2 separate regions of the Homo sapiens genome follow, and region 1 is linked to region 2. Evidence: chromatin loops called from intact Hi-C (ENCODE). Cell type or tissue: dorsolateral prefrontal cortex. All regions are shown on one strand.

Evidence for each region. Peaks named below come from ENCODE experiments on the same cell type or tissue, not always from the same donor. Only the 100,000 strongest peaks of a DNase experiment are listed, where the experiment ranks them.
Region 1: it touches region 2 in a loop (8-fold over the local background); 3 of 110 quality-filtered maps call a loop at or near these places.

What each region holds. Positions count from the first base shown.
Region 1 is chr11:12,912,780-12,917,779 of GRCh38, forward strand. The region is part of intron 10 of TEAD1 (TEA domain transcription factor 1); the gene reads left to right. Among named protein-coding and RNA genes, the nearest start is that of TEAD1-AS1, 7.6 kb to the right of the region's middle. RefSeq lists enhancers at 1,152-2,016, 2,017-2,880. In dorsolateral prefrontal cortex, CTCF peaks have their summits at 1,950 and 2,149; a DNase peak (open chromatin) is centred at 2,022; H3K4me3 peaks cover 921 bases; H3K27ac peaks cover 1,579 bases.
Region 2 is chr11:13,150,741-13,155,740 of GRCh38, forward strand. No RefSeq gene overlaps it. Among named protein-coding and RNA genes, the nearest start is that of BMAL1, 120 kb to the right of the region's middle. In dorsolateral prefrontal cortex, CTCF peaks have their summits at 2,184 (motif pointing left) and 2,388; no DNase peak of the experiment used is centred here.

The DNA of each region.
Region 1 (5,000 bases), 240 kb before region 2:
CAGGGCTTCCGGGCAGAATCTCTTGCATTGGGAGTTGCCTTGACCTGGAGGAATTCATTCCAACAGCTATTCCTAAAAGACTTTCTGTCCTGGGTCCTTTGTCTCTGTGATTGCTAAGAAAGCCCAGGTCAGGGGTCTGTCCCTTCCTTCTGGGGCCATTTAATTCCACTCCCTTCTGTGGCTACAGACTGAGATGCTAAGCCACGATCCCACCTGAGCTGCTGCCACAATTAGCTTGATTCATGCTGTCACCTTTACCATTTCACCTCAAGAAAAACCTGAGAAGGAAAGAATTGATGTGCCATAGTCGGGGTGGCTGCATATTTTCAGACCCAGTTTTGCAAGGCGTAGTTGGATTAACTGGACACTTCAGGGATCTCAGTCAGTTGCTTAAAACTGAACCTAGGCCCTTGGTGGTGTGAGAGACCCCCTCTCCATGTGCAGGTAAAGATCCACGGTACCTCCTACCCCCCAGTCCACCCCATGTTAATTTACTTTTTAAATTAAAAAAGTGATGCAGGTTTGTTATGAATAGTTTGAGCAGTTGAAAAGAATATAGAATAAAAAGTGAGATCCTCCTTGCACACATACATGCCTGTGGTCAGCCAGATCCCAAAATTTGGAATGTATCCTTTTAGACTTATACGTATGTATCTACAACCATTATACGTATACATATACATCACTTGTTTTTACTAAAAAGGGATTATGCTCCAAGTGTTTCCTGCAACTTCATTTTCCCTACCTAAAGTGTCTTGGACATATGATGCCTTTTACAGCAATGAGAATTTGAGGGTAAGTCTCAGTTTTTATTCTCTGTGGTAAAGGTTTCTTGATAAGTAGAGTTGTCAGATTTATCAGGTTGCCCAGTTAAATTTGCATTTCAAATAAACAGTGAATACTTTTTTGGTGTACATGTCCTATACAGTATTTGGTATATATGTTCATATGTACTGAAAAAGTATTTGCTGTTCATTTGAGATGTGAGTTAACTGGGTTCCCCGTTTTATCTGGCAGCTCTGCACTTGTTAGTTCACTTACGTATCATTGGCTTGGGGTTGTTATTGTTGTTCTATGAAAAACTTTTCATGCACAAAACCTTGAAACCATAAAAAGGTCCTGTTTCCTGGGAAAGGTGGTGTCTGGGCCAGTGTTCACACACCTGATGAATGAGAAAGGTTTGGGGCCAGCTCAGCTGGGCACCCAGAATTCATTACTTGCCTCTATTGGAAAGAACTGGCCCGTGTAGCTGCTTTGTAGTTGGAGCTGAGACCTGACTCTTTCATCCTAGCCACTATGTGAAGTTGCCACTAGTGGTCACCTGAAGTTGTGTGGGTGATATTAATTGAATTTTTGAAAAACTAAATGCTGGTATTTGTAGGAATTTGCAGTGCAGACGGGCAGCCTTTCAACCAGTGCATAGCATAATTAGAGCAAGCTTTTAAGATTCTTTGAAGTGCCAAATGTTTATGAAATTCAAATAGGGGTGCCAATCTGCACAATAAAGGGGCCCTTGGTGGTGTTTTTAAAAATCTTCTATTTTGTAGATGTAAATATATGCCATAATTAGCGGGAAGTAACTTGAAGAGCCACGGCTGAGTTTATTCCTATTATTCTTATTTAAAACAGCTGTGGCAGGCAGGCTACAGCTGCTGTCTCATCATTGGGTTGGGCAGGGCATAAGGGCCGAAGTGAACACACTCAAAGACTCTTTTCTGAGGGCAGCTCGTTCACTCCCCCTACATGCTGGCTTCCTTGCTGGGGAGCTGTCTCACGGTTGGCCCAGCTTCCCCACCCACCCCAAGCCTCTGAATGTCAATGGGACTGGCTTCAAGGGTCTTAGCCAGAAGGCACTTGCCTGCAAATGAGAGGGCGAGGAGCCTTTTAGAGCAGCCAGCTTTCTCCAGACCTCCCCCTTCTCTCTGCCCATGGCAGTGCTGCCTCTAGGGGCACTGTTGCCCCACAGCCCCAGGCCCAGTGCAGAGCGATTGTCCTTTGGTGCCTGTGGGAGCAGCTGCAATGCCGCACTGCGTGCCCTGCCTGGCCGAGCCTTACCATGTGGCAGGCCTGGACGGCTGCCCGCCACAGGGCCCAGCTCCCAGCACCGCCTGCCAAGGAGCCAGATGCTACCATTGGAAAAAATTGCTTCACAATTTGAAATCTTGGTTCTTTGATCATTGCTCGGAGAGGATGAAGAAGAGAGGTTCAAAGTAGTGTTTTAAAATGCCAGCGTCTCGTTGCAGCCATCAGTGCCTATTAGACTGTCTCTGGTTGGGGACAGTCCTCTTGATGTTTTCATTTTTGCAACCAGGTCATTCTCCCCAGCTCTTCCAAGCCCTCTGGATAGGAAGGGAAGGTCCACAGCCTGCTCCTGACCCTGTGCCCCTGCTGTCCCCCTGCCTCGCGCCTTAGAGGTTATCTGCTTGCCTTTGTTCCAGCAGGCTTTTCCCCAATAAAGCTTGTAACAAAGTTGTTGTCATCCGCCAAATGCTGCCACCGCGTGAGCTGCTCACTCCCATTCTTCACTGGGCAGGAGTAGCCTTCACTTCCTGATCCTTCTGCCCCCACAGCCAGGTCTCCAGAGGACGGAGGTTTTGCAGGGATGATCCACTCTGTCCCCTGGCCTAGCACCCGCCTCCAAGGACTTCAGATCCCACATACTTGGGTGAGGCTTCATTCTTCCTTACCCTTGAAATGGGAAGGGTCAGTCTTTGGAGAGTGTTGCATTTTTCATATTTACTGCCAAAAGGCAAAAACATGAAATTTAAACCAAACAGATCCAGGATGGCTGGGCATGGTGGCCCACGCGTATAATCCCAGCACTTTGGGAGGCCGAGGCAGGTGGATCACTTGATGTCAGGAGTTCAAGACCAACCTGGCCAACATAGTGAAACCCCATCTCTACTAAAAAATACAAAAATTAGTGTGGTGGCGCACATCTGTAATCCCAGCTACTTGGGAGGCTGAGGCAGTAGAATCTCTTGAACCCAGAAGGTCGAGGTTGCAGTGAGCCAACATTGTGCCACTGCACTCCAGCCTGGGCAGCAGAGTGAGACTCTGTCTCAGAAAAAAGAACAGATCCATGAATAAATGGGCTTACTGAGTAAGAGGTAATAGAGGAGAAACGAATCCAGACTCTTATCTGGGGACTAAACTGTTTCAGTTGTGGAAGTAATGAGTATAAGAGAAGGATGATTTGGGAAAGAATTTGGAAACTTTTGATGGGGTGTATTTTTGTTTTCTGTTGCTGTCCGCTTCCTCTGCCCATCATTGAAACCGGCTTCTGCTTCGACTTTTTGTTGTTTTTCAGGACTTGCCCACAAATAGACCCTAAAGTCTTTAATTCACTCAACACACGTGTTAATGATGGCCTTTTTTTTAGTCCCAGAAAGAATTCTATAACATGTCTAATCATGCCTTTTGAGAAATTTATACCTGTTTGAGCTGTTATACTCAATACGTAAGACCCGTCATAAACACAAATCAGAAAAAGTCCTAATTTTTCTGTTTGGAAAAAGCCAGTGTTGCATCTGTGCCACACACCCGACAAACGTGGGTTGGGGCCAAGACTGGCTCCATGGTGACAGTCTTTATCGTGTTTATTGATTACAGACTCTTGTCTCGTTGAGGAAAGGTGTCAGTGTCTCTAGATGTGATTTGAGGCTCTGTCTTCATCTCTATTGTGGTCAATATTTCAAATTGACAAGTGAACAGGAGTGATGATAGGTATTGTTAATGACTGTGAATTTTATAGTACATTATAGATTACAGGTGAATTTTATATGCATTATCTCCTCATATTACCACCGTGGCCTTTGGAAACACATCATCTTCCCTGTGGATAAAGATGAGAAAAGCGAGACCCAAAAAGTGATTCCAAATCTCTCACTTCTGCTGCCTGTGCTGTCAGTCCAGTGTCTGAGATGAGATGACAAATGAGAAGCAGCATTCACAGACGCCTGGACCAGTGTCGGACTGGATGGGATGAGTGGAGGACTGAACTTTGTAGAGTTTAACAAAAGTAAATGTAAAACTTGAATCTTGGGAAGCAAACAGAACCTGAAGAACTATGTGGGTGAGGAGGAGGAGAGGAATGGTGAAGTTAAGGAGGAAAGGAGAGAAAACTGCAGAATTGTGTTACAGAAGTGTTCTTCGGTCTGTGGTACCCGAAGTTCTGGATGGAAGTTACAGAGGAGCTCATTTCAACTTAACAGATGTAATAGGCAGCATCATGGATCCCCAGACATGCCTCCTCTGTAGCCATGGAATCTGTGGATAATGGTACATTACATGGCAAAGGGGAATTAAAAGTTGTTAATCAGCAGATAGAATATCTTGGATTATCTAAGTGGGCCTAGCATGGTCCCAAGGTCCCTTAAAGCAGAAGAGGGAGACAAAAAAAGACATCCAGAGAGACGACAGCTGGCAATGTGAGAAGGATTCGGCTGGTGTTTCTGGCTTTGAAAATGGAGCAAGGGGCTCCGGGACAAGGAATGTGGGTGGTCTCAGAAGCTGGAAGAGGCAAGGAAACAGAACCCTCTTCAGAGCCTCTGTCTAGTAAGGAGTTGCGTCCCTTCTAGTTCCTTGATCTTAGCCAGCCTGGAGCTGAATTAAATTTCTGACCTACAGGAATATAAAATAATTAGTTTGTCTTGTTTTAAGGCACTAAATGTGTGATAATTTGTAGCAGAGAAAATTAATATAACAGAAAAAAGCATTAACAGTTAAGGCTGTCTGGCAATATTATTATTATTTATAAATAGAGATGGGGTCTTGCTGTGTTGCCCAGGCTGGTCTCAAACTCCTGGGCGTAAGTGGCCAGCGTGCCTGGCCCAGCAGCATTATTGAAGTGATTTTCCTGTGTCTGAAAGTATTTAGCTTTAAGGCAGTGCAGGTCAGGATGCTGTGGAAAGGATTTCTGCTTTTGGAGGTAGGAGAGAGTTGACCTCTGAACTAAGTTTCAGCTTAGCGTTTAGGGTCTCTGTTTCTAGAGCAAACAG
Region 2 (5,000 bases):
CTGTTTGGGATCCTGTTATGTAGACTGTTGATTTTCTCCATTGGAAGTCAGTTCCTACATTACCATTTTCTTAGTCTATTTTGTTCCAGCTTCTTTTTCTTGTCCACAGACTGACCAGCCTCCGAAGCCCCAGCAATGCCTAGTGACTCAATTCCTCCAAGTTTTAATAGTGAACTCTGAGTTTAGACAGATAGGATAGTGCATCATCTAGGTTTTTGAAAGACAGTTTTTGTGGGATTGCTAAATCAGTGTATTTTTATACTATTTGGACTGAAAAGATCATCTATCAATATTGATCGAATCAGATCCTTCCTTATCAATTGCCTTGGATCAGCTTCTTTTTTTCTCTCTCCCTTTATTTAATGAGACAGGATCTCACTCTGTGCCAAAGGCCGGAGTGCAATGGCGTGATCACAGCTCACTGCCGCCTCAACCTCCCAGGATCAAGTGATCCTCCCAGCTCAGCCTCCTGAGTAGCTGAGACTATAGGCACATGCCACCATACTGGGCTAATTTTTACATTTTCTTATAGAGATGGGGTCTTCCTATACTGCCCAGGCTGGTCTTGAACACCTGGGCTCAAGTGATTCTCCCACCTCAGCCTCCCAAAGTGCTGGGATAGGTGTGAGCCACCATGCCCAGCAGGTCAGCTGCTTTAGAAACAGACCCTGAGTCAAGCTTTTGTGTGCAAGGGTTATATTAAAGAAGCACTCCCAGGAGAAACCGGTAAGAGAACCAGAGAAGCAGAAAAAGGAAAGAAAAGAGGCTCGATCAGGGAGAGACTTGAGACCAAGTCACAGAGTCAGTTTGATGCCACAGGGGAGCCTCAGGGGAGATAAATTACATCTTAGAGTTTATCCAAACTCAAGGTAAGGGAACTGGGGTCCCCACAACTGCATCATTGGCACAAGAACACAGAAGTTGGAAACAACATTTGAGATGGTAAAGAGGATGCAGGGAGATCTGGGCAGAGCCTTGGCACTGCCCTCTACTCCAAGATCTCCTGCTGGAGGGTCATATGTTAAATATACCCTGCTTTCACACCTTTGCAAAAAGGAGAACTTATTGTTTTATGATTCATCACTTTTCAGTGTTTAGCAAGGCTAATATTAGCCCTTATTGGGGCTCAAATACATGTCTCTGTAACTTCCACTCATTGGTTCTAAGCAATTAGTCAATTATCAAAACTCATCAGCCATTTATTGAGCACTATTATGTGCTGAGAAATACACAAAGTGCTGGTTTATTCTATCACAGACCATGGTCTCTATTCCTTCTAGCTTTACAACATCTCTAAATTTGATAAGTACATCATCAACTTTTGACAAAAGCATGAATAAAACCACCACATAGGACAGGGTCAAGGATCATGCCACTTGATCAATATTTGGGAGGGTATAATTTTCAACCAGTTGTTCAAAATTTCCTAACTATGTCGAGACCCGTTTTCTCCATCTGGCTCAAAATATTTTATGACTTCACCTTTAGCCCAGATGAGATAAAGCAGCTAGATACCATGAACAAAAATTGGCAATATATCATGCCCATGCTTAGGATGGATGGAATGAGGGTCCTAAGAAATTCAGAGCACCTCTGTACCCCTTTAGTTGTACTGAGAGCACAACTTCCTGGCTTCTTTTCCAGCTCTTCAGCGATGAGGTCCTGTCATCCACAGAACGAAGGACTTAATAGGCCGGGTGCAGTGGCTCATGCCTCTAATCCTAGCACTTTGGAAGGCCAAAGCAGGTGACTCACTTGAGGTCAAGAGTTTGAGACCAGCCTCGCCAACATGGTGAAACCCCATCTCTACTTAAAAAAAAAAAAAAAAAAAAGGAAAAAAAATTAGCTGGGCATGGTGGTACATGCCTGTAATCCCAGCTACCTGTGAGGCTGAGGCACGAGAATCGCTTGAACCCAGGAGGCGGAGGTTGTAGTTAGCTGAAATCGTGCCACTGCACTTCAGCCTGAGTGACAGAGCGAGACTCTTCTCAAAAAAAAAAAAGAAAAAAAAGCACTTAATAAAGCTGTTGAGGCATCAAAAATAAATACATTAATTACAATTAAAATATGTTCTTTAAAACATCATTAATTTTTAAAAATACATTATTTATAATGCTGTTTTGATATTTTCTTAATCTACACATCTTATAATCCTGCCCCCAAGCAATTTGGTTCTTAGTTAATCCATGCTGCCTCCTAGTGACCATTGCATTTTCTGGATGTTCTAATAAAATGTCAAATGGTCATCATCAGGAAATTCTGCTCCCAATATCATCCATAATACAGGAAAAAGTCAGCAACAACAGACTTAATATAAATCTGAATCTCTATGAGAGAACATCTTTCCACCATGCTCCATGCTGAGAAGTAAGGATTTGTAAGCCTCCCTCCTATGGCTGCTTTCCAAATATCTGATTCCAAAGGCCCATCCAATATGGTGGTGGGGTGGTCCTGATAATCACCAATAGATGCATCAGGGCAGTATTTGAAAGTCTTCATTCATTGAACATTTTCTGAGCCATGTACTGTGCTGAGTAATTTTACTATACTGAGGAAGCTTAAAGTCAAATCCTATTGTAAAGGAATGACCTCAGGTTTGTTTTTCTTATCTCCTACATCTAACACGGAGATATAGATTTTACCCTTACAGACTTGTTATGCAACGTGTGTAAGCTAAACACTTAGGTGAGAGCTTTGCATGGTGTAAAAGATTGCTTTTTCCCTCTTTTTAATTTTTTAAAATTCTTACCCTAGAGCTGATTCTACCTGAAAAATGCCTGTTATATAAGAAGAGTTAGATAATCATCTCAATGAATGCCTGAATGGCTTTCGATAAAGTCCAACATCCTGTTTGTAAAAATAGGAGATAAAAACACAAGAATAGAAATAAGCAGACACTGGATTAAAAAAATGCAGCAATAACAATAGCATCTTCTATGAGCAAGGCACTTAGAGGTTTGCAAAGAAATTTACATATATTGCTTCATTGAATTCTTACAATAACCTTATGAGGGGAGCAAGGAAGAGGTTATTTTCCTTCCTATTTTACAAATGATGAGCCTAAGTCACGGGGCTTTTAGGAGACTTGCACTTGAACAGGGTGAGGTTACATCCTTTGAGTAATTGGCATAATTGTCAGAGTCCTGTGGGGATCCCGGCTGGAACTGATGTTTCTTAGATATGTCCTACAAGACTTAGAAAGCAGCATGAATGTTGAATCTCTAAGTCTTTAAATGAAACTAAGGTCAATTTTTAGCCTATGTGCTGCAATTCAATGGGTACAATTTACATGGTGATTCTCTAGTTTTGTGTGATAGGGCCATAATAACACAGCTAATGCATTTTCAAGGAAAATAACCTACATATAATAATGGAATAATAGATTTGGGGCTATTGGGTGGTACAAAACACTTTGACTTCGGAGTCAGGAGATCCGGGTTCTAATCATGTCCCTGTCAGTAACTATATATGAACTTGGGAAAGTTACTTAATCTTTCTTTCTTTTAACTTTCATTTTAAGTTCAGGGGTACACGTGCAGATTTGTTATATATGTAAACTTGTGTCATGGAGATTTGTAGTACAGATTATTTCATCACCCAGGTATTAAGCCTAGTACCTATTAGTTATTTTTCCTGATCCTCTCCCTCCTTCCAATCTCCAACCTCCAATAGGGTCCACTGTGTGTTGTTCACCTCTATGTGTCCATGTGTTCTCATCATTTAGCTTCCACTTATAAGTGAGAAAATGCAGTATTTGGTTTTCTGTTCCTGCATTACTTTGCTGTAAATAAGGGCCTCCAGTTCCATCCATGTTCCTGCAAAGGATATGATCTCGTTCTTTTTCATGGCTGCATAGTATTCCATGATTTATATGTATCACATTTTCTTTATCCAGTCTACCATTGATGGGCATTTAGGTTGATTCCATGTCTTTGCTATTGTAAATAGTGCTACAATGAATATATGTGTGCATGTATCTTTATGGTAGAATTATTTATATTCCTTTGGATATATACCCAGTAATGGGATTGCTGGGTTGAATGGTATTTCTGTTTTTAGGTCTCTAAGGAATTGCCACACTGTTGTCCACATTGGTTGAACTAATTTACACTCCATCAACAGTGTATAAGTGTTCCTTTTTCTTCACAACCTCACCAACATCTGTTATTTTTAGATTTTTTAATAATAGTAATTCTGACTGATGTGAGATGGTATCTCACTGTGATTTTCTTTTCTTTTTTTTTTTCTGAGACAGAGGGTCTCACTCTGTTACCAGGCTGGAGGGCAGTCTCAGTTCACTGCAACCTCCACCTCCCAGGCTTAAGTGAGCCTCCCACCTCAGCCTCCTGAGTAGCCAGAAGTACAGGAAAGCACCACTATACCTGGCTAATTTTTGTATTTTTGTAGAGTTGGGTTTTTTGTAGCGATGTTGCACAAGCTGGTCTCGAACTCCTGAGCTCAAGCAATCTGCTCAACTCAGCCTCCCAAAGTGCTGGGACTATAGGCATGAGCCACAACACTGGGCCTTCCTTGTTTTAATTTGCATTTCTCTAACGATGAGTGATGTTGAGCTTTTTTTCATATGATGGTTGGCCACATGTATGTCTTCTTTTTAAAAGTGTTCATGTCCTTTTGGCCACTTTCTAATGGGGTGGTTTGGGTATTTTTGGAAATTTGTTTAAGTTCCTTATAGATGCTGGATATCAGGCCTTTGTCAGATGCATAGTTTGCCAAAAATTTCTCCCATTCTGTAGGTTGTCTGTTCACTCTGTTGATAGTTTATTTTTGCTGTGCAGAAGCTCTTTAGTTTAACTGGAATGCATTTGTCAATTTTTGCTTTTGTTGTCATTGTCATGAAATGTTTGCCCATTCTTATGTCCAGAATGGAATTACCTACATTGTCTTCCAGTGTTTTTATAGTTTTGGGTTTTTAAGTCTTTAATCCATCTTAAGTTGATTTTTGTATATGGTGTAAGGAAGGAGTCCAGTTTCAATCTTTT